2 separate regions of the Homo sapiens genome follow, and region 1 is linked to region 2. The links are chromatin loops, found by intact Hi-C in ENCODE. Cell type or tissue: endothelial cell of umbilical vein. All regions are shown on one strand. Links, peaks and the distances in the headings refer to the core of each region. The heading gives the core; the rest is flanking DNA.

Evidence for each region. A loop is a pair of places that touch in the nucleus more often than their neighbours do. Peaks named below come from ENCODE experiments on the same cell type or tissue, not always from the same donor. Only the 100,000 strongest peaks of a DNase experiment are listed, where the experiment ranks them.
Region 1: it touches region 2 in a loop (11-fold over the local background); 2 of 110 quality-filtered maps call a loop at or near these places.

The regions. Positions count from the first base shown.
Region 1 is chr6:26,952,416-26,965,131 of GRCh38, reverse strand. LINC00240 (long intergenic non-protein coding RNA 240) reads right to left here and starts at 8,139. Exons shown (of 3, transcript NR_026775.2): 1 at 7,949-8,139. It also overlaps the pseudogene GUSBP2. RefSeq lists an enhancer at 7,781-8,479 and a silencer at 8,117-8,586. In endothelial cell of umbilical vein, for the core only: a CTCF peak has its summit at 8,141 (motif pointing left); DNase peaks (open chromatin) are centred at 8,111 and 8,751; H3K4me3 peaks cover 957 bases.
Region 2 is chr6:26,600,186-26,617,844 of GRCh38, reverse strand. LOC105374989 (a long non-coding RNA gene) reads right to left here and starts at 15,112. Exons shown (of 2, transcript NR_187833.1): 1 at 14,254-15,112; 2 at 11,184-13,189. It overlaps ABT1 (activator of basal transcription 1), which reads right to left. Exons shown (of 3, transcript NM_013375.4): 3 at 17,106-17,659. In endothelial cell of umbilical vein, for the core only: a CTCF peak has its summit at 10,295 (motif pointing left); a DNase peak (open chromatin) is centred at 10,274; H3K27me3 peaks cover 1,326 bases.

The sequences.
Region 1 (12,716 bases), core at 4,639-12,638, 350 kb before region 2:
TTTATTTATTATTTATTTATTTATTACTGTAGTCTCACAGCCTAAAAATCATTAGGTCTCCATTGATCAGCAAGCAAATGATCATGATTGTTTTTCTGAATTTTTGACAATTTCAGAATAGGCAAGAAAGCTAAACTTTAAAAATAAAATGCCAACACCAAGAATTTAAAATCAAATTCTTCACAATGAATCCCAACAGGAAATAGTTCTTCATTTTATGATTACTCAGAGATTTTGCTTGTTGTAGTGGTCTTCCTTCTGGCTCATAATTTTTTGCTACTCTGCAGCAGAAATAATAAGAAATATTTTCCCAGTCCACAGCGGTGAAGGAGAAGAAAACTATAAATCAAAAGTAGCATATTCTGTGGATCATTTATTGAAATAAACACAGTGAGTACAAGATGGGTAATCTATTTGCATAATCAAAGACACCCTTCATCTGTGTCTATTTTTTTCTTTTCTTTTCTTTTTTGAGACAGAGTCTCACTCTGTTACCCAGGTTGGAGTGCAGTGGCATGATCTTGTCTCACTGCAGACTCTGCCTCCCGGGTTCCAGCAGTCTTCCTGCCACAGCTTCCTGAGTAGCTGGGATTACAAGGTATGTGCCACCATGCCCGGCTAATTTTTGTATTTTTATTAGAGATGGGGTTTCGCTATGTTGGCCAGACTGGTCTTGAACTCCTGGCCTCAAGTGATCTGCCCGCCTCAGCCTACCAAAGTGCTCGGTTACAGGCATGAGCGACTTGCCTGGCTATGTCTATTTTTAACATAGTTATAGTGAACTATAATTATTTTTACATAAAAACTATTCTTACAAATGTTATATGTATTTTAAGAGCATACAAACTTATGGGTTTTTTTATTTAATAAAAACCAGTGGCAGATTGATAATGCAGAATATATTATTTATAAAAAATCATCTGTTGTCATACAAACATATATTTTATTTGAAAATTATACTTTTGAATAGCTTTTTGGAAAGTTAAAGTATTCTCATTTACTGCATACATTTGTCACCAAAATTATACGAAAGAGTGTTTGATTCAAAATGTGTGTGTGTGTGTGTTCCTATATAGGACCTGGATAACACATACGTATAAAATAAATAAATACATGTATATATCATGCACACACATTTAAATATAATGTAAATGTGTGTGTGTGTGTGTATGTGTGTGTGTGTGTGTGTGTATGTGTATGTGTATGCAGATGTCCCCCTGGAAGCAAATTTAAAAAGAATCCCCTCTTTTGAGTGTATAAAGAAGTTCCTTTCTTAAGGAATGGATAACAGGGGTTGGTACTTTGGCTGAATTCCTCTTCCTCTTACTTTCATTAGACTTGGCACTGTTGCATAGAACACAATTTTCCAAAATGTAATGTCTGTGTTATGCCTGCAAATGTACCATACATAACAATTTGTCATTTTCTGTAATTACATACTGACCTATTTAACATTTATCTAACCACTTATATATCTTAATTAAAATAAATCAACCCATATAAATTGTTTATTTCTATTGTCTTTCTCAGTATAATGCACAAGATACCTTTCTATCTCTATATGTATTTGTCATTTTCATGTCTGTCCCTACATGAATTGACTCTATTTTTCTATTACATAGATATGTGATGTTACTACAATATATGTTAACTAAAAATGGATGATGTAACCTTTTAAAATTATGACCATCACAGTGAAAATTATGTCTCTAAAACCCAATGACCACAGGGACATTCCAGTTTTTAGAAAAATATCAGGGGCTTAGGTATTTTCAGATTAAATTTTGAAAAATAGAGTATCTTTCCATTGATTTATGTGGGCAAATTTCCCATTTGTTCACATTAAATCTTAATGGCATATTGCCTAAATCTTCCTCAGAAAAGCTTAGCCAAATTGCCTAGGATGTTTCCTTTCTCCCATATTACCATCACTGTATACCATCATATTTCTAATAATTTTAATTTTGGAACATGAAAATGGTATTTCAATTTAAATGCGTATGTTTTTCTATTTGCAAAGAGATTAAACATCTCTTCAAGTTTTTAAACTATATGCAGCCCTTCTTTTCTGCTATACCTGTTCATTTCCTCAAGCTATTTTTCCATCAGACAGTTTTATGTTTTCTTATTGATTTGAAGCTTCTATTAAAGTATTGTATACACATGGGTAAATGCACATAAGTTTAAAGCTTAGTGAGTTTTAAAATACTATGATCATCCAGAATAAGAAAATGTAATAGTCACACACCTGATTTCCACCCATCCCTCCTAACATAACACTATTCTAACTTTTATCAGTAAGGAATCAAATAGTGTGTGTAGTGTTTTGAACCGCATTTTTTTGCTTAATATTACATTTGTGAGACTAATTGATTATATGACCTGCAAATGAAACTATTTACATTTATTTCTCTAATATTTTATTAGGTGATCATATTACAACTTATTTGTTTACTGTACTCTTTATAAGTATTTTAGTCCACTTTTGGCCCACAGTTTGGGGTTATTTTGGTGTTATTCTGAAAAGTGTTTTCATGAGTACACATTTTTTTTTAGCTATATATATGCATGCCTTTCTGGAGAAACCATCTTTACAAGTAGAATTTTGGGGCCTACTACATATCTTTATCCAAATTATTTGAACTAAGTTATGCCAATAACATCAATTTGAGTGTTCTAATTAGTCAACATTCTCATCAATACTTTGCATTTTCTCTTCAACTTAGAATTCTAAAACATTCCTTTCAAATTCAGGATTCTGAATGACAAGTATTTACATCTCATTGTGGTTTGAATTATTTTTTCAGATAACCAATATAAATAAAAACCTTTTAATAAGTTCATTGGTTATTTGAATATTTTACTTTTGAAGTGTCTAAAATATTTTCTTTTTAATCCAGTCCAGTTATTTTTCTGTGGTTTGCTTCTTGTTGTCTTATTGAGTTCATTGCCTTTTTAATATTCTTTTCCAGTTAACATTTCCCCCTCATTGATCTGAAATGTTTTCATTATATACCACCTTTCCATATCTGTCAGTGTCTTGATTTTCTATATGATCTTCATCTATCTGTATTTATAACTCATTTTAATCATAGAAGCTTTAAGAATTGCTTAATATTTTGTATTGACTCCAAATTCCATTGATTTTATAGGATATTTCTAGCTATTCTTGCTTCTTTATTCCTCCAAGTAAATTTGTCTATTTTTCTAAATCTGGACAAAGAAATTCTAGAAAATATCGTTTTGTTATGACATAGAAGATATAAGTTTATTTAAAGAACTGGCACATTTATGATTTTAAGGCTTTTTCAAGAGCATGGAATTTCTTTCCCCGTGCTCAAGTCCAAATTTGTGCCATTCAGAAGTGTTTTCTAGTTTTTTTTATATATAGGTTTTAAACATTTCTGGTTAAGTTTATGCCCTCACATTTTATTTTAGTTTGGTTAATGACGTTTTACATGTGTGAGTTCCTCAATTATTTCTTTTAAATGTTCTGATTCAATAGGAACACTCTCCTTAGTATCCTTAACAGAAATGATTCTTGTTTATAGAATTGCTAAATAAGTAAAGAAATTTTGAGTTAAATCATGGCAAGGAGTTATAATTATACTAAGCTTTTTTGTTCCTAGAGATTTTGGCTCACTCATATGGTAATCTATATGAAAATTTTTCTGTGATATCTAATAGGAGAAAGATCCTCAATGATAGAATAGTGTTTCTTCCTAGCTGATTCATACATCTTTCTCTGCCAACATTTTGTTTGTTGAAGTGTTCCCCAACATATGACTCATTGCTTACTAAATCCCTATTGAGCAGCCAAAGCCCTGGTGACTAATTATGTCATTAATTTGGGAAAGTCAGAGACAATAAGACTGTCAGTTGAAACTTTGTAGGAGGTAAAAAAGTCACTGCTGTCAGCTGCAAAGATCCTTAAAATGGTCTTTAATAAAGTCAAATTTTGTGACAATAATTATTGCATCAAAGTCGGGGAAATACCTCTTAGATCAAATAAGATACATTGAAAAGCCAAAAATTATTTTTATCTCACTTTGTATTCTCATAAGGTCTATCCACTGTTACTTGGATATGAGACTTAACAAATGGAAAAGAAGACAGGGGTACTATCACACTGTATTTTCCTATGGCCTAATGACCACAATGGTTGATGAACTGCAGTAAAGTTTCTATAATATTTTCCATCTATTCATTTGCTCAATCACCTTGTAATGGTTATGTTGGTTAATTCCAGTCTCTCATGTGTAAGCAACAAAATGAGACTTAATTTGAAATATCCAGTATTTTTCTATTCTTACAAATAATTTTCAGGATCAATGCGTTGAGGATTAGGAATGGCAATGTGTATTACTACTTTGATACCAACTATATCCGATCTAATGTTGGAATTTGTTTGACAAAGTGTTGTGTATTTGAAAACAGGCAGCACTGAATAAAAAGAATATGGGCAAAAGAAAAATGGAAGTGTTTTGAATGGAAGTCTAAAATATTTATTGATCAATGCTGAACTGAGTAAGCAGGAGATGCCTGTACATAAATGACATTATCCTGATCTAGTAACAGGGAGAAGCAGAATATCTGAAAGCTGTTTATTAATTTGATAATAATAAGATTAGAAACATGCAAATCAAGATTAATAGTATTCACTTCTAATTGGGTTTAGGTAGACTTTGGCTATTTTGCTTCTGATGTTCTTATAGTTTTAATTTTCTATAATGATCATATAATATATAATATTTTCATAATAGTAAACATTTTAGAATTAAACTCCATTAGAGTGTACCTTTCCTAAAATAATATAAACATCCAATCTTGTCCTTAACAATTCTGTTCTCAAACATTAGCCTATTCCCTCAAGCCAATGTTGCTTTCGACCCATATTGTCCATCATTTCAATTTATCTCAAAGTTTTTTATTGCAACAATTAAATGCTTTGAATGATACCCAAGGCATAGTTCTAGTTCAATAAAATTTCAAAGTTAATAGTTACATCAAATTTTGTTGGTGCTCATTGAATTTCGTTATTAAAACCGTAAGTAGCATGTTTTATGCTGACTGAGGGAGATAAAAGTAGTAATGTTTAATATTCAAACTGTGATGACTGAAAAAAAAATGAGGCCTGTAAAATCTTATTTAATGTCAAATTTTAATTAAACAGGCTTAGCAGACCAAAATTAAAATCTCAATTATTTTTAAATTATTAATGACAGACAACTAGATTGAGTGAACACTGGCATCTCTTTTCAAATAACTTAGTGGATGAGTTAAACATAAACTAGTTATTATAATGCAGCGAAGTATGTGAAAAATTTAATTTGAACCCCACTTAGCTTAAAATCCTGACATTCTAGGATGCAAACTTTCCATATGTAATCAACAATTTTCTAAACATGCATGCTGTATCTCTCCTGTGTGACTTTGCATACATCATTCCCACATTCTAGATTATCCCAACCCACCTTAAGTGACTGCTTTTGCATAATCTCCCTTAAAATTCTAACTCAAGCACTGCATCTTTTGAGTCCTTCCCTAACATCTTAACATCTTCCTTCTTTCATTCATCATTAACTATAGTAAGTTATTATAGCACCTGTTAGCACTGTAAAATTATGTGTGTTACACAAGTACAACATGCAGACTAAGGTCGTGTATTACCTAGCCTCATATCAGCGTCACCTAGAACAGCAAAAATGTATGCAGATTAATCACAATATATTTGGATGTACAAAATATATTGAGAGCAAAATATGATGGAAATTTAGGTGATGCTCTTTGAGCATTGCTTCCATTTTCCAATAATGTAACCAGGAATCACTGTTCATGTAATTAAAGAACAATAAGTCTATGTGAATCAAAATATACATATACATGCAAATGTTAAACCTCAGTAGGAAGAGGCCCATTCTCTTGCTTGCTGCCATATATATATATATATATATATATATATATATATATATACACACACACATATATATATGTTGTGTGTAGATGTATATACACACAACAATCTATAGGCTTGCTTTTTAAAATAGTATAAGCAACAAATTTTAAGAGAAACAATAATGAGTGTGTAAAACATTAGATGTGTGTATGTACCTTTGCTATTATTTGTGGAAATGGGGCTATAAAATAAGCTCCTTTATTTTCTTTTGTAAAGCATTTCTTTAATATGAAGTAATGCAATATGTATTTATGTTCTAAGTGTTTTAATTTCCTTGGATATAAAATAATATCTTGTTCCTTTGATTCTCTTACATATAAGTGTATTTACTCTGATATTACTCCAAATACACCAGATATATTTAAAGTTGAAAAAATATATACTTTGGAATGTATTATCACCTTATTTCACATTAAGAAATCAAAATCTCTGGCATCCAAGTGCATTCCAGCCTGAAAAAAATTATGCAATTGTGAATTTAACAGAAAGCAAATTGCTCACATGTGGAGTCAACGTGAAGCTATATCAATATTTATTAAAAGTTCATATATTACTTTTGATCCCCTGGAGAGGAATACAAAATTCAAATAATTATTCTATTTTTATATCCCAATTTGTAATTATGAAACTCTAGCATTTTAATTTTTCTCTTTCAAGTTTACCTGAAGCTTCACAAAATTCTGTGAGGAATCTATTATAACAGGTATTTTGCTTATTTCCACACAAACAGAAGGAAATGTGTATTTTCTATGCCCTGAAGAATTTACTCTTTTCTGTAAATGACATATGGTAGTTAATTCTTTTTGGTAATAAAATATTCCTGTTTTTATGCCGAACAGCCTTTTCATTTAAATTCAGGGCAACATATCAAAGCTTTGCCGTAATAATACAGAGTAATCAACTAAAGTAATATAGAAGTTAAATAACAAAGAGTTTAAACAATTTAATATGTCTTCTATTAATTTCAAACTGAAATTTTACAGAAATTTGGAATATGCTGCCAGAGTACACACACACATACACACACACACACACACACAATCACACGCTCACATCACACACTCACACCCAGCTAAAGGAAATTACCACAGCTATAATGATTTCATTAAATATCTGAAATTAAAGTTTCTTTTGGACTTTTCAGCTGAAGCTCATAGTAAATAAAAGTAATATGATCACTGTTGCATACTGTGAATCAACAGCACACAGAAACCTTAGACTTTCTATATTTACACAGCTTAATTATCCGAACTGAAACCTGAGGCCATCTGTGTCAACATGATTTCACAATTCATTCCAGAAAATTATTTTTCAGGAAAGTAAGGCTGCAAACCAATAAATAACTTATTGTTTGCTTCAGGAAATTTCTGCAAATCAATTTATGTCAGTAAGCAACTCTCCTCTGGGCCAACAGATTGCTCACCTGGGCAGGTAGCAGCTTGTGTCAATAACAGTTTACTTATGAAGACTTCTGTCATGGCCCTTAACTCACAGTGTCCCCCAATCCTAAACTCTATGTCCTGAACATTACCTCTTCTTATCAGTCATTGGTCTTGAAAGGCCCCGGGCAACCATGTGAGCCCAGACGTCAATACCCTATCGATACCACCTTATCATCTACTCTTCTAACATAACCCCTCAAGGTGGTGACCCCACTTACAGTCGTATTTTATTGAATTTAGCTTTCCCTAATCAACATGCTAGTCTATTGGATGCAGTGTCAGAGGCAACAATCACAGAGGTTCTGAAAGCATCAGCCCACGGTTTTCTAAACATCATGGTTCAAGACCCTTAACACGAAACAGAAAGTTTCCCCGAGGCGCCGTAAACAACCCGTTTGGGCGCTTCCCTGATAATTATAGTGAAATCTGGCATCTAATTTTTTTTGGTGGACTCTCAAATTTTATATTTACGTTTTGCTTCCTAGAAATAAAAAATGTTTTTATAAGGAATTCTTTGATCGTTTATGTTTTATTCTTGATAGAAACCTACTTTATAACTTCGAACATTATTGATGTTCTTCCTGTATTTCTGAGAGGTGACAGCTTGCTGGCATCCCCTCGCTGGCTCTCGGCGCCTCCTCGGCCTCAGCCCACTCTGGCCGCGCTTCAGGAGCCCTTCAGCCCGCAGCTGCACCGTGGGAGCCCCTCTCTGTGCTGGCTGAGGCCTGAGCGGGCTCCCTCTGCCGGCGGGGAGGTGTGGAGGGAGAGGCGCGGGCCGGAACCTGGGCTGCCTGCGGTGCTCGCAGGTCCAGCGCGACTTCCGGGTGGGCGCGGGCTCGGCGCGCCCCGCACTCTGAGCGGTCGGCTGGCGCCGCCGGCCCTGGGCAGTGAGAGAGGCTTAGCACCCGGGCCAGCAGCTGCGGAGGGTGCACTGGGTCCCCCAACAGTGATGGCCCGCCGGCGCCGCGCTCGAATTTTCGCTGGGCCTCAGCCACCTCCCCGCGGGGCAAGGGGGCAGGGCTCGGGACCTGCAGCCTGCCATGCTGGAGCCCTCACCCTGCTCCCCGCCCCCGTCCCCTGCCCCCCGCCCCCCAGCCGCGGGCTCCCGCGCGCCACCCCGAGGGGACGGGCGCCACCTCCTGCTACGCGGCACCCGGTCCCGTCAACCGCCCAACGGCTGAGGAGTGCGGGAGCGCGCCAGAGACTGGCGGGCAGCTCCGCCCGCGGCCGGGATGCACTAGGCAAAGCCAGCTGGGCTCCTGAGTCCGGTGGGTACTTGGAGAACTTATTACGTCTAGCTGGAGGATTGTAAATGCACCAATCAGCATGCTGTGTCTAGCTCAAGGTATGTGAACGCACCCATCAGTGCTCTGTGTCTAGCTAATCTAGTGGGGACTTTGGAGAACTTTTGTGTCTAGCTAAAGGATTGTAAACAGACCAATCAGCTCTCTGTAAAATGAACCCATCAGCTCTCTATGAAATGGACCAATCATCAGGATGTGGGTGGGGTGAGATAAGGGAATAAAAGCGGCTGCCAGAGCCAGCAACAGCAACGTGCTGGGGTCCCTTTCCACAGTGTGGAGGCTTTGTTCTTTTGCTCTTTGCAGTCTTGCTGCTGCTCACTGTTTGGCTCTGCGCAGAGCTGTAACACTCACCAAGAAGGTCTGCAGCTTCACCCAAAGATATTCCAAAGATACAGAAAACTATACAGAGACATTTTGTGTAGTTCTAATAGCATATAATCCACAGGTCCCTGATCTATAATAGGGGTTTTTTATAAAATTGGTTTTTTGTATGCTATGAGGAATTTTACTTGTTAAAAAGAAGAGGTGGAAAGGCAGAATATGAAAACTATGAGAATGACATAAGAGACTATGAATTAGGTGAGAAACCAGAGAGATTTAGAAACCTGTAGACATTGTGCATCCCCCAATGCCTTTCCCCTTAAAAAAATATTATATTCTAATCCAGTCCATCAAATAAAGTCTACATTCATTAGAAACATATTCTCTTGGTTTTTATAATTTCAATTTTTTTCAGACACAGATAGTGCATATGCAGATTTGTTACTTTTGTACAGTGCACCCTGGTAGTGAGCATAGTACCCAGTAGGTAGTTATTCAGCCCATGCTCCCCTCTCTCCCCCACCCCCATAGCCTGCAGCATGTCTTGTTCCCATGTTAATGTTCCTGTGTGCTCAATGTTTAGGTTCCACTTATAAGTGAGAATGTGTGGTATCTGGTTTTCTTTTCCAGCACTAATTTGCTTAGGATTATGTCCTTAGCTCCATCCATGTTGCTGCAAAGGACATAATTTCATTCTTTTTTATGGAGGCATAGTATTCCATAGTGTATATGTACCACATTTTCTTTATCCAATCCACCGTTGATGGGCACCTAGGTTCATTCCATGTCTGTGCTGTTGTGAATAACATGCTGATGAACATACGAGTGCATATATATTTTTCTGGTAGAATAATTTATTTTCCTTTGAATATATACCCAGTAATGGGAATGCTGGGTCGAAGGGTATCTCTGTTTTAAGTTCTTAGAGAAATCTCCAAAATACTTTCCACAGTGCCTGAACCAGTTTACATTTCCACCAACAGTAGTTGTATAAGCATTCCCTTTACTCTGCAGCCTGGCCAACATCTAATTTTTTGACTTTTTAATTATAGCTATTGTGACTGATGTGAGTTGGCATCTTACTGTGGTTTTTGCTTGCATTTATTTATTTGATGATGAGTGAGGATGAGTGTTTTTTCATATACTTGAGTGTCTTCTTTTGAGAAAATATCTGTTCATGTCCTTTGCCTTTTCTTGATTTAAATTTTAAGTTCTGGGGTACATGTGCAGGAAGCGCAGTTTTGTTACATAGATAAACGTGTGTGGTGGTGGTTTGCTGCACCTATCAACCCATCACCTAGGTATTAAGCCCAGCATGCATTAGCTATTTTTCCTGATGCTCTCCCTCTCCTCAACCCCCTACAGAAAATTATAGTGTGTGTTGTGTGTTGTGTGTTGTTCCCCACTGTGTGTTGTTCCCCTCCCTGTGTCCATGTGTTCCCATTGTTCAGCTCCCACTTATAAGTGAGAAGATGCGGAGTTTGATTTTCTGCTCCTGTATTAGCTTTGCCCTTTTTGACTGGGGTTGTTTTATGCTTGTCATTTTTTCTTCCTTATGGATTTGTTATATTAGATCTTTATCAGATGCATAGTTTGCAAATATTTTCTCCCATTCTGTAAGTTGGCTGTTTACTCTGTGGATAGTTTCTATTGCTGTGCAGAAGCTTTTTAGTTTGATTGACTTTCACTTGTCAATTTCGTTTTCGTTGCAATTGTTTTTAGAAACTTAGCCAAAAATTATTTGCCAAGGCCAGTGTCGAGAAAAATATTTCCTAGGTTTTGTTTTAGAGTTTTCATAATTTGAAGTCTTACATTTTAACCGTTAATCCATCTTGAATTAATTTGTGTGTATGGTGGAAGGTAAGCATCCAGTTTCACTCTTCTGCTTATGGCTAGCGAATTGTCCCAGCACCATTTATTGAATAGGGTGCCTTTTCCCCGTTGTTTGTTTTTGTTGGCCTTGTCCAAGATCAGATGGTGGTAAGTGTGCAGCTTTATTTTTGAGTGTTCTATTCTGTTCCATTGGCTTAAGTGTCTGCTTTTGTAACAGTATCATGGTTAGTGTACACTTATAGTATAGCTGGAAATTGGGTAGTATGATGCCTCTCTGGCTTTATTATTTTTGCTCAGAATTGCTTTGGCCATTCTGGCTTTTGGGGGTGTTCCATATAAATTTAGAATAGTTTTTTCTAATTCTGTGAAGAATGATGTTGGTAGTTTCATGGAGATAGCCTTGAATCTACAAATTGCTTTGGGCAGTATGGCCATTTTAACAATATTGATTCTTTTAATCTGTAAACATGGAATGTTATTCCATTTATTTGTGTTATCAAAATTTCCTTCCTTCCTTCCTTCCTTCCTTCCTTCCTTCCTTCCTTCTTTCCTTCCTTCCTTCCTTCCTTCCTTCCTTCCTTCCTTCCTTCCATCTTTCCTTCCTTCCCTCCCTCCTTTCCTCCCTCCCTTCCTTCCATCCTTCCTTCCTTTTCTTATTTCCTTCCTTTTTTGAGACAGGGTCTCACCCTTTCACCCAGGCTGGAATGCAGTGGAGTTATTATAGCTCACTGCAGGCTTGAGCTCCTGGCCTCAAGCCGTCAGGGTAGTTAGGACTACAGGCATGTGCCACCATGCCTCGCTATTAAAAAAAAAAACAAAAAACAATTTGTATAGATGAGGTTCCACTATGTTGCCCAGGTTGGTCTCAAACTCCTGGGTCCAAGCGATATACCTGCCTCGGCCTCCCAAAGGCATGAACCACTGCATCCAGCTTCAGATTTCAGCTGTGTTTTGTAATTCTCCTTGTGGAGATCTTTCACATCTTAGGTTAGTTGTATTTGCAGGGATCTTATTTTCATCCTAGGTGTTGTAAATATGATTGTGTTCTTAATTTAACTCTCAACCTGGATGTTGTTGTTGTATAGAAATGCTACTAATTGTTGTACATTGATTTTGTATCCTGAAACCTTGCTAAAATCCTTTATCATTTCTAGTAGACTTTTGTTGAAGTCTTTAAGGTTTTTTAGGTATAGAATGATATTGTTGGGTGAAGACAGATAGTTTGCCTTAATCTTTACTTCCTATTTGGGTGCTTTTCTCTTTTTCTGTTGCGAGATTGCTCTGACTAGGATTTCTGGTACTATGTTGAATAGGAGTGGTAAGAGTGGATGTCCTTGGCTTGTTTCATTTCTAAAGGAGAATGCTTTCAGCTTTTGCCCATTCAGTATTATATTGGCTGTGGGTTTGTTGTAGATAGCTCTTTTTTATTTTGAAGTATGCTTATTTGAAGCCTCAACTGTTGAGGGTTTTTTTTTTGTTTTGTTTTTTCATGAAGGGACACTGGATTTAATTGAAAGCTTTTCCGGCATCCATTGAGATGATCATATGGTTTTTGATTTAATTCTGTTTATCTGGTGAATCACGTTTATTGATTTGCATATGTTGAACCAGCCATGCATCCCAGGAATAAAGCCTGTATTGTCATAGTAGATAAATTTTTTGATATGCTGCTGATGGATTCAGTTTGCTAGTACTTTGTTGAGAATTTTTGAGTCTATGTTCATCAACAGTGGTCACCTGAATGTTCTTTTTTTTTGCGTCTCTGCCAGGTTTTGGTATTAAGCTGATTCTGGCTTCACAGAATGAGTTAGGAAGGAGTACGTTCTCTTCAACTTTTCTGGAATAGTTTCAGTAGAATTG
Region 2 (17,659 bases), core at 5,608-13,607:
TCCCAGGTTCAAGCGATTCTCCTGCCACAGCATCCCGAGTAGCTGGGATTACAGGCATGCACCACCAAGCCCGGCTAATTTTGTATTTTTAGTAGAGACAGGGTTTCTCTATGTTGGTCAGGCTGGTCTTGAACTCCTGACCTCAGGTGATCAGCCTGCCTGGGCCTCCCAAAGTCCTGGGATTATAGGCATGAGCCACCATGCCCAGCCAGTGCTAAGAACTTTTTATAGATTTCCTTGGATTTTCTATGTAGACAGAAATGTCATCTGTGAATGGGAACATTTTTTATTGCTTCCTTTCCACTTTTTATGCCAATTTCTTGCCTTATTACACTGTCAAAAATATCAGTAAGACATTGAATAAGAGTGATGATAGTGGGCATCTTTAACTTGTACCTGAACTTCAGGAAAAGCATTCAGTCTTTTGCCATTAAATATGCTGTCTAATATACATAATTTGTAGATGTCATTTATTAGGTCAAAAATAGTTGCTAGGAACAGCAAACTCCTCCTAGTTTGCTGAAAGTTTTAATCATGAATGGTGGTTGATTTTTGTCAAATGCTTTTTCACATTCATTGATATGATAATGTGATTTTCTTTTTTAATCTGTTAATGTAGTAGAGAATATTGATTGATTTTCAAATATTCAAACAGCCTTGCACTTAAGGGATTAACCCCATTTACCAGTGGTGCGTTTTTAAATAGATTTATTTTTTAGAGAAGTTTTAGGTTTACAGCAAAATTGAGCAGAAAGTACAGAGAATTCCGACATACCTGCTACCTCCTCCACTATGCAGAACCTCCTCCACTATCAACATCCTGTACCAGAGTGGTACATTTGTTAAAATTGGTGAGCCTACACTGACACATCACTATCACTCAAAGTCTATAGTTTACATTAAAGTTCACTCTTGGTATTGTACATTCCATGGACTTTGACAAATGTATAATGACATGTATCCACCATAATAGTATCATATAGAACAGTTTTTCCCTAAAATCCTCTGTACTTTGTCTATTCATCCCTCCCTACTACCCTCCCTTACTCTTAACTCCTAGAAACCACTGGTTCTTACATTGTCTTCATATAGTTTTGCCTTTTCCAGAATGTCATATACATTATTTGGAATCATACAGGATGTAGCCTTTTCAAATTGGCCTTTTTCACTTAGTGGTATGCATTTAATGTTCATTTTGGGTGGGTGTAAATGGTATTGTGTTTTTAATTTCAAATTCAACTTGTTTTTTGTTGGTATATAGAAAACATTTCACTTTTGTATATTAACCTTATATCCTGCAACATTGCTATAATCACTTATTAGTTCCAAGAATTTTTTTCAGTTCTTTCAGATTTTCTACATAGACAATACTGTGAACAAAGACAGTTTTTATTTCTTCCTTTCCAATCTGTATACCTTATATTTTCTTTTCTTGTCTTATTGCATTAGCTAGAACTTCCAGTAAAATGCTGAAAAGGAGTGATGAGAGGGACATCCTTACCTTTTTCCTAATTGTATTTCTAAATATATATTGCCAGATTCAAATTCCTATTATTTTGCTGGGAATTTTTGTGTCTATATTTATGAAGGATAGTAGTAGTTTTTCTTTTCCTGTACTGTCTTTATTTGATCTTGATATCAGGATAATGTTGACTCTTCCAATGAACTGTTTCACATCTCAGCCTCCAAACTCTTGGTTTCCAATCCATTCTTCCAAGTTGCCAAAATGAACTCTTTTTTTCTTTGCCTTTAAAATTAAAATTATGGCTGGGCGTGGTGGCTCACACCTGTAATCCCAGCACTTTGGGAGGCCGAGGAGGGTGGATCACCTGAGGTTGGGAGTTCAAAACCAGCCTGACCAACATGGTGAAACCCTGTCTCTACTAAAAATACAAAATTAGCTAGGCATGGTGGCACATGCCTGTAATCCCAGCTACTCGGGAGGCTGAGGCAGGAGAATCGCTTGAACCCAGGAGGCAGAGGTTGTGGTGAGCCGAGATCGCGCCATTGCACTCCAGCCTGGGCAACAAAAACAAAACTCTGTCTCAAAAATAAATAAATAAATAAAATTATAATTATGTTCACTGTTTTGTTACTGGAAAGATATAATACAAGTAGAAAATTTGGAACAATATACCACTATAACATTGCCATTCCTCCCAATCCAGTCCCAAACCAGAGTTAATCACTTTATTACAGTTCAATCTATATCCTTTCAATTGTTCTTTTATGCCTTTGTAAACACATCTCTATCTATATATCAATAGCCATTTTAAAATATAAATAGAAGTATGATTTACATAATATACTGTGTATCAGGGACAAGATACAGAACACTCACACACACAGTCTGTCTTGTCTGTTTTCCCATCACATGACTTTATCTAAATTATCTTTATATTAATTAAACACTCCAATTTTTTTTTGGATATTTCCATTGTTTCCATTTTCCACTCTCCACTCTAATAAAGAAGCCCACTGTGAACACACCCCAGATCTGTGCTGAGGTCTTGGTGCCTTATCCAGACTTCCAGCACTGAGGTGTCTCCCTGCCACATCTCCATCAGGCCTGCACTGCTCGCCCCGGTGTTGATGTCCTGCTGCTAAATCCTTCCTCACCCCCTGCTGCTCCCTGGGGTCTGTGAGTTGGGAATATCCCAATTAGCTTTACTGATAACTCATTTTGTATCCAAAGGTTGAGGAGCCCTTGAAATAACAATTTTTTTATCGTTGGGCAGTATAAAGGTGGGTTTGATGTCCCGCGTAGGATGAGTTGGAGTTTGGAGAGGCTGGAGATGCAGATCCTATGGGAGATCAGTGCGAGAGCAAGGGCAAAAGCAGCTCCACATCTGACTCCTGAGAAGCACAGGACCAAGATCCCATGGTCTGTCTTCAGAAATCACCACCTCCCCAGTGAATTCTAAATATAATCTTGTCCTTTCCCGATAACTTCCCTCCCATCCTTGGTGCACAATCTGAAGTTGTCATAGGTGAGAGAGACGTGAAGGAAGAGGGACCCAGGAAGAATTTTCACTCAACGAAAAATTTCTAAAGACCTGTGGGGCAAAAACCCTGGAAACTTGAATTTTCCTGCGAGAGAGTTTGCCATTTGACCCTTTCCCCCCGGGATCGCCAGCGATGGGCAGTAAGAAGAAAAAGCCAGAGCCCCCAGAGACCGAAGAATGAAGGTGGCACCTTCCACACCACCTGCCTGCTGTGTCCGAGGCTCCCCGCGATCCTCAATCCCTGAGGTCTCAAGCTCCAAGAGGGGCGCCGCCGCAGGGACTCAGGGAATGAGAGGGGCCAAGGGCCTCTCCCCGCCCGTCCCCTCCTCTCCCGAGAGGCAGTTCCCTGGAAGGCCGCTACCACGCCGCTGTCTGGCGCTCACCGTCAGAATTTCTCGGGTAGTCTCGGAAAGGCCGCGCCGAGCATTTGACCTGGAGAGGGGGGCTCGGAATTCGGGAAAGGGAAGTAGCGCCGCCCGCAAAGACAGAGAAAGAGGAAGGGGAGGCGGTCAGCGCTCCTACGCTTCTTCCCGACCCCTCCCAGCAAATTCTCAGCCTGTGGCCTTCGACCCGCACCAGGGCCCGGTGTGGGTGGAAAGGTAAACCGACTCTCTTCAAGCTGAACCTTGAAGCCGGGATCAGGGAGCGCGAGCCCCCTGTACCCAAGCTCTGTCCGCCCCGAGGGACCACTGCCCCACAGTCCCCAGACAGCGCGGCGCTCCTGGGCTAGCGCGCTGCAATTCCCAAAGAGCCAATGTCTGTTATCCGCAGCTGCAGGAAGAGGGGCTAAAGCCCTGTCGCTGGGTCCTCAAACTAGAGAGTAAAACATCAGCATCGATTAAACACACCGTCCGGCGGCACGAAAACAAGTCAGGCAGTCTGGATCTTGGCACCACACCGGAAGGGTGAGGTCCCGCGGCGCTGCGCAGGTGAATGAGAAGGTTCTTGGGCTGGGAACCCGGCTACCGGGAAGCCCGCTGTTTGTTAAGGAACCTTCCCCGGCAACTTGCCTTTAGGGTCCGGACAGCGCGGAGGGAGAGTTCCCGTGTGCCCGGGAACCCAAATCTGAGACTTCCAGCAGTTAAGCAGGAGCGGGAGATGAGGCAGCCGGGTAGGCCTATCAGTCCTGATGCCCGGGCTCCTCTTTCGCAGGGTTTGTTTTCCTTTGGTGTCTCCCAAGCCCTCGCTAAGGCAAGTGATAAATGAGATGGCTGGACGAGAAACTGGTGGGGACGGGGGTGGCAGAGCTGGGGCTGGGGACGCTCTTTGGGGTTGTCGCTATACCTCAGTGGTCCCTAGTGCCCATGTGCTGGGCGCTGGCTGTCTAGAAGGGCTCCAGGGCCGCGGAAGACCCGTGCACATCATTCATCCCTGACGGTCACCTGTCACCAGAACACTGTGCACTTCGCGCGGGGTCTCATCGGCAGCCAATGAAAACTCCCTGGAGGCAGTATCCAGCTCGAAAACCCAGGTCCAGCCACATCACTCACCAAAGGTAGTTCTACATGGAGAAGCCTGATCCCTCACCGCCGCCTTCCTAGGGGGACCAGGAGCTTTCGGAGAAGCCCGCCAGCCGCTGGCTCTCTACGACCCTGCAGTGTTCAATACATTGATGTGTTTCGCCCCACTCCCTTCCACAGATTAGCCAGGAGGTCACCCTGCAGGAGCCTGGTGACCATCAAGATTGCTTCCCCTGACCTCATCCAAGTGAGCCAGTTTCCAGTACCAAAGCCGACTTTGAGCTAAGCACCCTTAAAGCTTCCAGACCCTTATGGCACAAAAAATCAAACCGAGGCCCTCAGAGAATGCAAAAAAATGAAAGTGGAAGACCCAATATTCCCTGAGCCAGGACAGGAAAACAAGTCTCCAGGAGACCAGATATTCACATTCAACTGTGATAGCCAATGGGATCCCTGTTTATTTGGTGCCCGAGTCCCTTGAAGCCAAACCTCCATTCCCAGAGCTCAGATGACCACTAGAATAAGTCTCATCATCCCTCCAAGAGCCCCTTGACCAGCATATTCCCAAGTGGTCCCCTCAGCTCCAACAGAAATGACATTGGCAGCTCCTACAGCTCTCCTGGAAACATTTCAAAGACAGGGAAGAGAGGAGGTCCCAGTTTGCAATTTCACATCCCTCCTGATGTCTAAAGTACTCATTATCCTCTTCCCCTAAAAAAGGCACAGAAGAGCTTGAACCCAGGAGGCTAAGGTTGCAGTGAGCTTAGATCATGCCACTGAACTCCAGCCTGGCGTCAGAGCAAGACTCCCTCTCAAAAACAAACAAAAAGGCACAGAAAAACATCTGTCCACACTTTGCTGTATAGGGATTAAACAATGAGGTTCAGGCTGCAGACACTCCCTCACAGAAGAAAACAAAGCAAAACTCAAGGAATACATCGCCCACATCTGTTAGTTCTGGGCCTCATGAAAGCAAAACTTTGCTACAGCCTTCTAAGCCATAGGGGGAGGGTATCCTGTCTTCAACTCCCCAACTTGGTTATGCAGTCACTGCAGAAAACTTGGACAAGAAAGCTGCACTCTGGTAGGTCAACGAAGTCATAAAGGAGCAGACTGAGGCCACCAATGACTATCCTGAGATTGTGCCTGCCACTCAGCCCATCCTTTCTGTCACCCTACCTGCTGCTGGGACTGCACCATTTCCAACTACCCCTCCATTTGGGAGCACTAATCCAAGCTGGAGAGCTTGAAAGTGATGCAGAATACCCCAGGCCCACTGGCCTTCCTATAGTCCACTGGAGGGATAACCTGTGTGGCTGCTTTGCCTCAGGAGACATCCAGCTTGCTGACCCCTTTGGTGTCCTCGAAGTCAGAGACACTTCCAGGCACCTCTTCAGACTTGAGGCCAACAGTCACTTACTCCTGGTTGACTCCTGCTTCTACCACATTACTCATCACTGACCCCACCAAGCCACCTCTGACCCCTCAGGCTGACAGGTCTGCCAAGTCCCCAACCATCCCTGCTCTAAACCAATTCCTGTAAGCATCCCAACCCTTAATTCTCCTACATATACAGATCCTTCTGGATCTTCTGATCCATCTATATTTAGGCTAGTATAGAAGCCCAATCTAAAAGAAAGAAAGAAGGCCACTTGGGTCCCACACAGTCACCTGACAATGAGGCCACTGGCTCAGCGTTTGATAGCACAGCCCCATGAGCCTTCCTTTTGGAGAAATGCCAATCCTAAGGCACTGGTGCTTTAGGATAGGTCTGTCTAGCTCAGTCAGGAGTTCCATTTCTGGAGCATTCATCAGTGAAGCAGGCCCTAGTAGGACCACTGGTGCCATCAGTCTTTTGGGGTATACTTGGTCCTGAACACCCAGGATCCTTTATTCAGGGCACATGATTTTCCTTCAAAGGAGACAGCACCACAGAGTAAGCCTGGGTTTCGAAACCTCTTCACTGCTGCCTCAGTCAGAGTGTCCTGCTTAGAGTGGGCCTGTTAAGCAGCAGAAGTGCCCCTAGGGAACCAATGCCCCCTGACTAGGGTTCAGTGGGAGAAGGACCTGTCAGAGCACCAGCACCTTCATTTTCCATCAGTTTGGGATATAAGACAAGAGCTCAGCCACAGCTGCAAGCCCAGAAGCAACAACCTTTGGGAAATTTCCACAACTTTTCTGCCCATGCTATTGACACTTCTCTTTTTATTTTATTTATTTTTTATTTTTATTTACTTTTTGTTTTTTGAGACAGCATCCCTCTGCCACCTAGGCTGGAGTGCAGTGCTGCGATCTCAGCTCACTGCAGCCTCTGCCTCCCAGGTTCAAGTGATTCTCCTGCCCCAACCTCCCAAGTAGCTGGGATTACAAGCGCCCTCCACCACACCCAGCTAATTTTTGTATTTTCAGTAGAGAAGGAATTTCACCATGTTTGCCAGGCTGGTCTCAAACTCCTGACCTCAAGTGATCCACCCAGCTCAGCTTCCCAAAGTGCTGGGATTACAGGCTTGAGCCACCGCGCCCGGCCGGCATTTCTCTTTTCAATATGTAAGCTCAGATAGGAGTCTTACCTTCCTGCTTTTCCCTGGGAATATGCTTGCCTGAAGAAAAGGGAAGATAGTCTTTCCTCACTTGCATCTTGGGGGTGGGAAATTGCATTTGCCTTTAATCTTTCCCTTCCTTGGTCTGGCTTTAAAGTGTGGTTTTCTTCCTCTGGCTTTTTTTGATGGAGTTTCGCCAGATTGGCCAGGCTGGTCTCAAACTCCTGGTCTCAAGTGATCCGCCCACCTTGGCCTCCCAAAGTGCAGGGATTACAAGTGTGAGCCACCAGGCCCGGCCCCCTCTGGCTTCGTAGGGAGCCTGTTTGTCCACATTTCACTAGTTGTTCATACACAGTCCTTGGAGGAGCTCTAAGAAAATCTTGAATCTAGCTTATCCTTGGGAAACATTGATCATCCCCTGAGAGACACTGTGGATGCTACTCCTGCTGAATGACTGCCTCCCACCAAGTCTGCACTGTCCCTTAGAAAGATAATACTCAGACTGGGCACGGTGGCTCACGCCTGTAATCCCAGCACTTTGGGAGGCTGAGGCAGGTGGATCACCTGAGGTCGGGAGTTTGAGACCAGCCTGACCAACAAGGAGAAACCCTGTCTCCACTAAAAATGCAAAACTAGCTGGGCGTGGTGGCACATGCCTGTAATCCCAGCCACCCAGGAGACTGAGGCAGGAAAATCACTTGAACCTGGGATGCAGAGGTTGCGGTGAGCCAAGATCATGCCATTGCACTCCAGCCTGGGCAACAAGAGTGAAACTCCGTCGAAAAAAAAAAAAAGAAAAAAAAAAACAAAAAAAAAAACAAGAAAAGAAAAGAAAAATGATGTTCCATCCCCATCCTCTCTCTGCCCATTTAGCCTTAAACACCTAGAGGTTTAAGACTGTTAGCCTGGAAAACATCAGTCAGATTCCTTGCTCCTTGAGAAAGAACCTCTTAGACAGTTTTCCTACAATTTTGGAGTGGGCCGAATGCCCATTGCTGCTTACAGCTGTCACCTCCCCTTCCTTCCCCATTTGTTTTACTAGACTCATCTCTGTCTCCCCTGGTTTGCTTATGAAAAGCCTTTCTCTTGTGACTTTGTCTGACATTTGTGTATATTTGCTCTTTGAGTTGGAGGAGGAATTGACTTGCATGAAAGATGATAAATTAGTTTTACACTGCCTCCATAATAAATCACCTCAAGCTTGGCAGCTTAAAACACCACCCATTTATTATTTCACAGCACTTTGAGCTAGGAGTCTGGGCACAGAGTATTCCAACTGGGTGCTCTGCTCAGGACCTCACGAGGCCAAAGTCAAGGTGTTAGCTGGGCTGGACTCTTATTTGGAGGCTTGTAAAAAAATTCTCCTTCCAAGATCGTTCAGATTGCTTGCATTTTTCAGGTTCTAGTATTCTTATAACTAAGGTCCTTGACTCATGGACTCCTTTATCTTAAGGCCAGCAATGGCTTGTCAAGTCTTTTTCTTTTTTCAAATATCTGGTTTCTCTTCCTTCTGCATCTCTCTGAATTCAAAGTTCTCTGCTTATAAGGGTTCATGTGATTAGATTAGACCCACCCAGAAATCCAATATGATCTTCCTATTATAAGATTCACAACGTTAGTTACGTTTGCAATGTCTGTTTTGCCATGAAATGCTGCACATTCACAAGTTACAGGGATTAAGACTTAGATATCTTTGAGGGAGTCATTCTGTCTACCAAAGATGGTATGTTGGTAAGAACTGAACTTTACTTCTTAACATATTCTGGGGCCAAGTTTTCAGGATAAAGAAAGCAGCACCATTTTATGTCTTCAAATACGAATTTCTGAATTGTCAAACCATGCATTGATTTTCATCAGTGAGGGTTTAGGAAACAGAGGAAACAGGGAAGGAATAGGGCATGGCTGACCCTTGCTTCTTTCTTCTTTTGGTTCTTGTCCATCTTTTTGACCTCAGTACAGCCTATGTCACCCCTAGTGTATGTTAAGAATTCTGAATAATGAACATACTTTGGAATAATTTTCTTTTGTTTTGAGATAGGGTCTTGATCTGTTGCCCAGGCCGGAGTGCAGTGGTGCAATCTCGGCTCACTCTGCCTCCCAGGTTCAAGTGATTCTCCTGCCTCAGTCTCCTGAGTAGCTGGGATTACAGGCATGTGCCATCACGCCTGGCTATTTTTTTTGTTTTTTGTATTTTTAGTAGAGATGGGGTTTCACCATGTTGGCCAGGCTGGTCTTGAACTCCTGACATCAAGTGATCTGCCCGCCTTGGCCTCCCAAAGTGGGGGGATTACAGGCCTTCACCACCATGACTGGCCTAATTGTCTTTTTAACACTTAAAGACCTTTCTCCTAACTTAGAATTATCCCCCATGCCCATACTCTCCCAAATAGGACAGGCTTGTTAGCTAGGTGGCAGCTTCCTGGATCATCTCAGCTCTGTAACCAATGAAAATTCTAAGTTTGGATGGGGCATATTTATTTTCACTTTTACCATTTTGATTTTCAAAAAAAAAACAAGAAAAACATCCCAAGAACATTGAGGTTTGTTCTCTGTCCCTGAAGAGCATATATCCTAGTTGGTAACAAAATACCATGTCTTCAATATGACTGTAAAAACCTAGAAGTTTGTAATAAAGCATGAATACTAAAATAACTACCCAGAGGTCTATAACTGAGGTGTACATGATATAATGTAGTCATTTGGAGGACCTGGAGATTCATCCAGTCTGCAAAGAGAAAAACCCGTGGGGAAAGACTTGGGCCTGAAACGGTGGGCAGGATTCGGATAGACATCAAGGAGAAATAAATTAGTCAGCAACTCAAAAACCACGTGAGGCATTTCAACATGAAGTTCATATAGGGAATGCTTGCTCAGGTTTTAGAAATCTAAAACACAAAAAGGTAACACAGAGTTGAAAACTGCAGCAAACAGCTCCCACTCACTATGGTGGGGAATAAAGGAAAGGAGTTGGTATCAGAAACTAGAAAGTGAGAAGAGAGATCCCGGCATGTGGGCTTAGACCTCTGAAGAGAAAGTGCATCCTGGCTGCCGTCAGTACCTCAGGAGCTCCTAGGATTGGGGTCTTGTGGAGCTGAGACTCAGTATCTGAAAAGGAGACACTTCCTAGATGACCCTGGCACCTCTGAAGGTGCAATGAGCCTGGGTCTGCAGGCACTTTTCAAAATCTGGAAAGTGAAACAAACTGTTCTATCACTGCCAGGGTGAAGGGCTGTTGCCCTATAATAAAGTAACAGAGAATGAACAGGCTCCTGGGGCCCTCTAGTGTCAGAATCTAACAGGGAACCGCAAGCAAAAGAGAAATATGTTTTGCAGAGCCCAAGCCCCACATCTCAAAGCCCAGTACTTGAGGGTGGATTCAGGGCTGGGACACAATCATGTGATAACTGGCACATATGACAACTGGCATCATTTTTATATTGAATTTGTGTGTTTATGTGAGTTTTCCTACTACAAGTTACCCCACTGCAAGAAGTTTTAAAAGTGTTATTTCCAGACCTTATTGCAGAGGTAAACTTATACCTTTACATGTTTGTTGCAAAGTAAATTGAATAGAAATTAAGAAATGATTAAAAATTTCTTATAAAATTCCTTTTTCCCTGCGCTTAAGATCCAAATCTGAACTTCAGAAAACCTGGACTCTAGATCTGCCTCAGTTACTGGAATATGTAGTGCTCATGCAAATATATACTGCTTATTCCCTCACACAACCCTAAAACCAGCAACACATTGCTTTACCCCATGGTCCTCAATGTTTCTTCCCATATCCCAAATTATCATGCTAATTTTGGCAATATACAGATGATTTTTTAAAAAAAATTAAATTGTATTAGTAAACAAGTTATTTTGACATTTGTCTAAGAATTATAATAAACACAATTTATGACATAGAAATATGACCTTTGCACTTCCAAATTTCTCCAAATGCTAAACTGCTCATGTCAGACTTCCACTGAAGTTTTTGTTATAGAAGACCAGATAATAACAATTACTATACTTATACTATCTCTTCTAGGATATAATGGAAGCACTAAGATTTAAAATTCTATCAGGCTTCCATTTGATCCAATTTTATAACTACTTAACTAACATTATTTGCATTGAATAAGAGATAATTCAGAATTAGTTGACACAAGGGACCAAAGAATTCCTCACTATGGTTTTGGATCTTTGGATTGAGTTTTATTTGAAAGCTCAGCTAACCCTAAGTGCGGGTCACATCTACCTTCAGGGTTTTCAAATGGGAGGGGAGGAATACAGCAATTAGGAGAGAATAACTTGGCATTGTAAATGGAGAGTGTGTTAGGTCCTGGAAATCACTTAGGAGAACAAGCACTTGGGGAACATCCATATATACTCTCCAAAGAAGGGCGAGCAAACAGAAGTCTTTGGAACATGAAATGCCCCTGGAGTTCATGAGAATGTTTGGGACTCTGACTGTGAGATGGCAGAACTATGCTTGAGCCAGCCATTCCACTTTCAGGTGGGGGAGACAAGTCACTTGTTCTCATCAGGTACATCTTTGTAGTATTTCTATCGGACTTTATTTCCATTTAAGGTGTACTGAAACTTCTGAAGTCTTCAGATTCAGCAAGTCTATCAAAGTCAAAAGGCTTTTTGGAGCAAGATCTGGATCAGAATGGAATCGTTCTAGGGAAATCATTTGTCTTTTATCCTAAGTTTCTTCAGGTCCTCACAGGACAACTATGGATTCTAGATTTCTGAGCCCACCTAGCTTAACCTTCCTTAGTGATCTGATATTCCAGGGAAACATATTGTCCTGGGCCTTTCCAAAGTGGCCCTGTTAGAACAGGAGCATGTGGATCCTCTTCCCAAAAGCTGCATGTGATCTTGGCTTCAATATACTTTGTTGGTTGTATGCATTTTATGTTCCTTTATATATAAAATATAAAATAAATATAAAATGCATACAACAAATTTTTAATTTTTTAAAAAATAGAGATGAGGTCTCACTATGTTGGCCAGGATGGTTCTGAACTCCGGCTTCAAGCAATCCTCCCACCTTGGCCTCCCCAAGTGCTGGGATTAAAGGCATGAGCCACAATGCCTGGCTCATTTTATTTTCTTATGTAACTAAGTTTTTCTCAGCAAGCAGATTCGATGACCTCCAGTTATCATAATTTTTCCTCATGGGAACTCATCTGGCATTGTGAAGAACAAATAGCACTTTCAGGATTTTCTGTAAGACGTTTGGCCCATTTTCTGTAGAAATGCAACTTTCATGTGCATGGCTCAGATCATCATCTATTTTGGGACATTTTTTTTCTCCATATTAAGTGGAGCAAACATTGTCCAGACTTTCATTTCTTTCTGTTGTCATGCCGCTAACTCTGCTGAAGACTTTAAAAGTCACTTCAAATTGGGTGTTTTCTGTGTGCATAGATTCTTTCCAGTTTGTATATATTTAATATGATCTGAAAGTGCTTCTTCTATATTTTTTTCAGCCAGTTCAGCATGTTTAATTTCTTTTTCCTCCAAAAGGTTTCCAAGAAACACTTGAGGTCACATGATAAATCAGTTTCTCCAATGATTCTTTTGATGAATCATGAAAGAATGTCCATTTTCTTTAAAAAAAAAAAAAAGGGGGAAAAAAAAGACTGTCCATATTCTAACTTATTGCTTATATACAATTCTAATTTACACCATCCATATTATCCTCTCCAAGTATAGCAGCTAGATTGGTCAGCTTTATCCACTCTTGAGAAACTTGATATAACATTCCTTATCAGTAGCATTTCTTGCATATGCACCATAGAATCCTTAGCCAAGAGACCCACTGGCCTTTGTTTGTTTAATGGTGTGTGTGTGGGTGTGTTTGCACACGTCTGTGTGGTAGCACTGAATTCCAAAGAAAAAACTAAACAAGCCAACCAGAAGTCCAACATGGAATATAGTGATCCGTAGAAAAGGGCATTCTACATTGAGCCACCAACCCAAATCTCTGAAAATGGCAAATACAGAATTCTTGGTCGTAAAATAGATTATGAGGTTTGTCTATTCCTAAATAATAGACATTTACATCCTTCCTAACTGGTATCTTCATCCAATCCCAGGGAGCACCTCCTCTCAAAACTCCCCATAATTGCTGTTGAAAGATCTATCCAGTTTCTTTTGTCTGTTTCAGCCTAGGTTCTCAGAGAGACATCTTTTAAAGACAAAGATGGATATATCAAAACTCCAATAAGCCATTCCAAAATATCATAAACAAAGAGGCCACCCTAACTTGCCTGTTTAATATTGCAAACCACATACCTCCCACTCCCTGGTCCCCTTACCCTGCTTGACTTTTTCTTTGCTCCATAGAACTTATTACCTTCAAATAGATACAATTACTTATTTGTGTTTATTATGTGTTTCTCCCCAGCTTGAAAAATCCACCCTAGTCTCTGCTGTGTACTGTTGATGTATCCGAATGCCTAGAACTGTGCCTAGCTTTTAGCAGACACTCAATAACTGTTAGTTGGGAGACTAAACGAATAGAGGACATCCAAGAGTCAACAGTTCAAGTTGAGGACATCATCCTAATGTAACCTGACTCTTGGGCTTAAATGTCACTGAAAGGACTAGAAAGACAAATAGGGTAGTGAATATCACAACATCCACCCACCCCCTACCCATCATCGTACTTCAAAGGTCAACCCACATATGCTTAAGAAAATGAGAAAAACAGGAACAAATTTAGAAAATCCTAATATTCAGAATAAAACCCAGAAGAAAATGATTAGAAGGTATACATACTGGAGAATGAGAGGAAGGCAGAAAGAAAAAGAGGAAGCAGGAAGACAGGCAGAAAAGAAATAAAATCTGTCACCAACTTACTCTTTAAAACACAAATATAAAGTATGATCGCAATTTCAGGCTCGCAGTTTGGTGGACAAGCACTAATGTATAGGAGTTTCTGGTTTCATGTCCTGGTGTTTGGCCCCTTACTTTCCCTTAATATTTGTATCAGATTTTCCATTAAATGGTTTTCCCCTCTGCTCTTGCTGGTGTCTTTCTCATTTAATATATTTCCTTCTATGCAACAGCCTTCCAGTGGTTTCTCTCTCAACTGAACTATCAGTGAAAACTTCCTTATTGAACCGAAAATAAATTCTTTCCTTTGATTCTACTCATACTTATTTTGCAAAACGCACCAGTCCCGCGTCCTGCTCTCCACCCAATTAACACTCTTATGTTCCTAAGAATAATATCTGTATTATTACAAACCTCTGTGTTTTGTTGTTGTTGTTGTTGTTGTTGTTGTTTGAAACGGAGTCTTGCTCTGCCACCCACGCTGGAGTGCAGTGGCGCGATCTCGGCCTACTGCAACCTCTGCTTCCTGGGTTCAAGCAATTCTCCTGCCTCAGCCTCCCAACTAGCTGGGATTACAGGCGCCCGCCATCACGCCCGGTTAATTTTTGTATTTTTAGTAGAGATGGGTTTCACCATGTTGGCCAGGCTGATCTGGAACTCCTGACTTCGTGATCCGCCCGCCTCGGCCTCCCACAGTGCTGGGATTACAGTGTGAGCCACGGCGGCAAGCCTATAAACCTCCGTTTTTAAAACACATTAACATAGCAACAATGAGAGTCAAAAAAAGGGAAAACATTTTTCCAATACACGGAGAAGTAGCCTCCTTTCTAATGTATTGTTTAGACTGAAAAAAAGTAAAATAACCTTGTTGGAATGGAGATATTCCACCACATTCATTTCTGTGGCACAATTGGTTAGCGCGTTCGGCTGTTAACCGTAGGGTTGGCCGTTTGAGCCTCGGGTGCCGGAATTTCATGAGAAACGGTATTTTCTTACTTCAGGGATTGTGTCTGGCAAATTAAATGAAAATCCAACCATTATTCTTCCCCTGGTGTTCCTTGGGTATTTTCATTTCCTTGTTTCTTGATTAAATTTACCAAGCTCCTTCTAAATGCCAGTAGATATGAAAGCAATCCCATGTTTCTGAACCACTTGTTTTGTTTCCAAACTCCATCTCTCTCATGTGCTGGTCCATCCAGTAGAGTCCCCACAGCAAAAAGCAGCAGAAGTCACTCGGCCAAGGTCTTGCAGAGCTTGCCCCCTACACTGAGCTGGCGTCGCCTCTACCTGAATCAGTTCCTTGGGTCAGGCTTTGGACGTCACAATAGAGCACGAATAAAAGGGGTGGAGACCTCTAGCTAGGTTTCCACCTGTATTCCTGTGACTGGTATTTTCCTGTGACTGGTATTTTCCTAAATTATCAGACTCTCAATTTTTTTCTTGCTAACAAAATAAATACCAAAGATGGTCTCTCTTAGACTCTGCAATTCCGCTTCTGACAATTTTTACACAATAGCTGTATTTGTACAACTAAAATTGACTCATGTCAGCATTATTCTTTTAAACACTTAAAAGAAAAAAAGATTAGAAGAAGCTGCACGTCCAACCATAAAGTCCTGATTAAATAATCAATGATAATTGACACAATGGAATTGGAGGCAAAGGTGAAAAACAAAAAGAAGTTCTCTGAATTCATTTGCAGGCAATGTGCTGGGGGAGCTCACTGGAGTGCGCTAACCCTGATAGCCCAGGTCAGCCACAGACTGGCCACAATAACTGCTGAAGGTGGCTGGGCACACACCATGCAGCTGCAAAAGACATTGCCAGGTTTCCGATGGCCTCTCCCCTCCGCCCGCCTTCGTGTCTCCAGTTAACAAGGGGTGCGAAAAAAGTGTGGTTTCAAGGGCCCTGGTAACAGAAGATAGAAAATTTTTCATTTTCAATCTCGGCTCACTGCAACCTCCGCCTCCCGGGTTCAAGCAGCGATTCTCCTGCCTCAGCCTCTTGCGTAGCTGGCATTACAGGGGCCCGCCATTACACCCGGCTAATTTTTGTATTTTTAGTAGAGACAGGGTTTCACCGTGTTGCCCAGGCTGGTCTCGAACTCCTGACCTCAAGTGATCCACTAGGCTTGGCCTCCCAAAGTGTTGGGATTACAGGCGTCAGCCACCACACCCGGCCAATTTTCATTTTCTTTAATATTCTGTCAGGTATTGATTTCAAGATGGGAGCCGAGCACCGTGGCTGTAATCTCAGCACTTTGGGAGGCCAAGGTGGGTGGATCGCTTGAGAACGGGAGTTCGAGAGCAGCCTGGGCAACACAGTGAGACCTCATCTCTACAAAAAATATTTTAAAAATTAGCTGGGCGTGATGGTGCATGCCTGCGGTCCCAGCTACTCAGGAAACTGAGGTGGGAGGATTGCTTGAGCCCAGAAGATGGAGGCTACAGTGAGACAGGATCATGCCACTACACTCCAGCCTGGGTGACAAAGTGAGACCCTGTCTCAAAAAATAAAAGGGGGGTGGGCAGGGACCAGCAGATCTAATACTGGATCTTAAGCAATTCACTAAAATTCACATTAAGCCTCCTGGGAACTGAGCATGTCCCTAGACTTCCACCAAAGGATTTTCCCCTCATAATTCTACTGTAATATAACAAGATAAATGCAGGGAGAAAGGTTTTATAAGGAATCACAAAAAAAAAGGAATTTGAGAGTAGCTGTAAATACGACTTTTGAACATTTTTAGGGCAGGGCGTGGTGGCTCATGCCTGTAATCCCAGTACTTTGGGAGGCTGAGGCGGGAGGATCGCTTGAGCCCAGGAGCTCAAGGCCAGCCTGAGCAACATAGAGAGACCCTGTCTCTGAAAAAAAAAAAGAGAGAGAAAGCTTTTAGGCACCCAGACATACCCTATTAAAGCCCTCTTACTCTACCAGGAGTCCCACCTCAACTTATTTGGAAAGAAATCAGCCCACTCCATTGCCATCAAATGCAGAGTCCCAGCTTCTCAGTCAGGAGTGAAACTAAGTTGAATCAGAGTATACACTACAACCACAGGATCATGACTGAGAATTATTACTCAGTTTGCTACTCTTGGTGCTAGATAAAATAAATCCACTCATATTGGCAGGTACACTTCATTCTCTAGTCTATAACATGTGCATTTCTCATGAATTTCCTGTAATAAGCATTCACCATATGCACACTGGGAAAAGCTGGGGAAAAGGTGAGGAACAAAGGATAAAATATTAAGAGGCAAATTGAGTCATCTCTCTGAGCTCAGTTTTAATGGGGGGATAACAATATTATATAGTTGTGGATTAAATGAGTTACTTCATATAAAAAAACAAGTGCTGTTTAAATAGAAACAAAATTGTGGATGTAAAAAATTATTTTCCTACACTCAATGGGCTTAAAGTCAAGATGAAAGTTCCTAGGATATTTTCTTCCACCCATTTATTCTCATTCCTCACTCCACCTGTGACTTACTTAGCTTGCCTGGCCGCAGGTGTGAGCTCTTTGTACAGAACTGTTTTGGAGATGGACCCTGAAATACCAGCCCTTGAACATACTGTTATCTAACGCTGTCCACCGTGGGAATGCAATTTATTTCTTCATTCAAGAAAGTCTTAAATAAAACCCCAGTATGTCTACTGTACTTTCTAAGCTGTTAGCAACTAGAGGGAAAGTTTCTTCTTCACCTTGGTATCTCTTTATCTAGCAGAAGTAGCAATGGGCACTTGGAATTCTGAATAAATGAATATGCCAGCCTGTCAAATTCTGATTCTGGATTTTTCTGTTTCACTTTAAGACATCAAT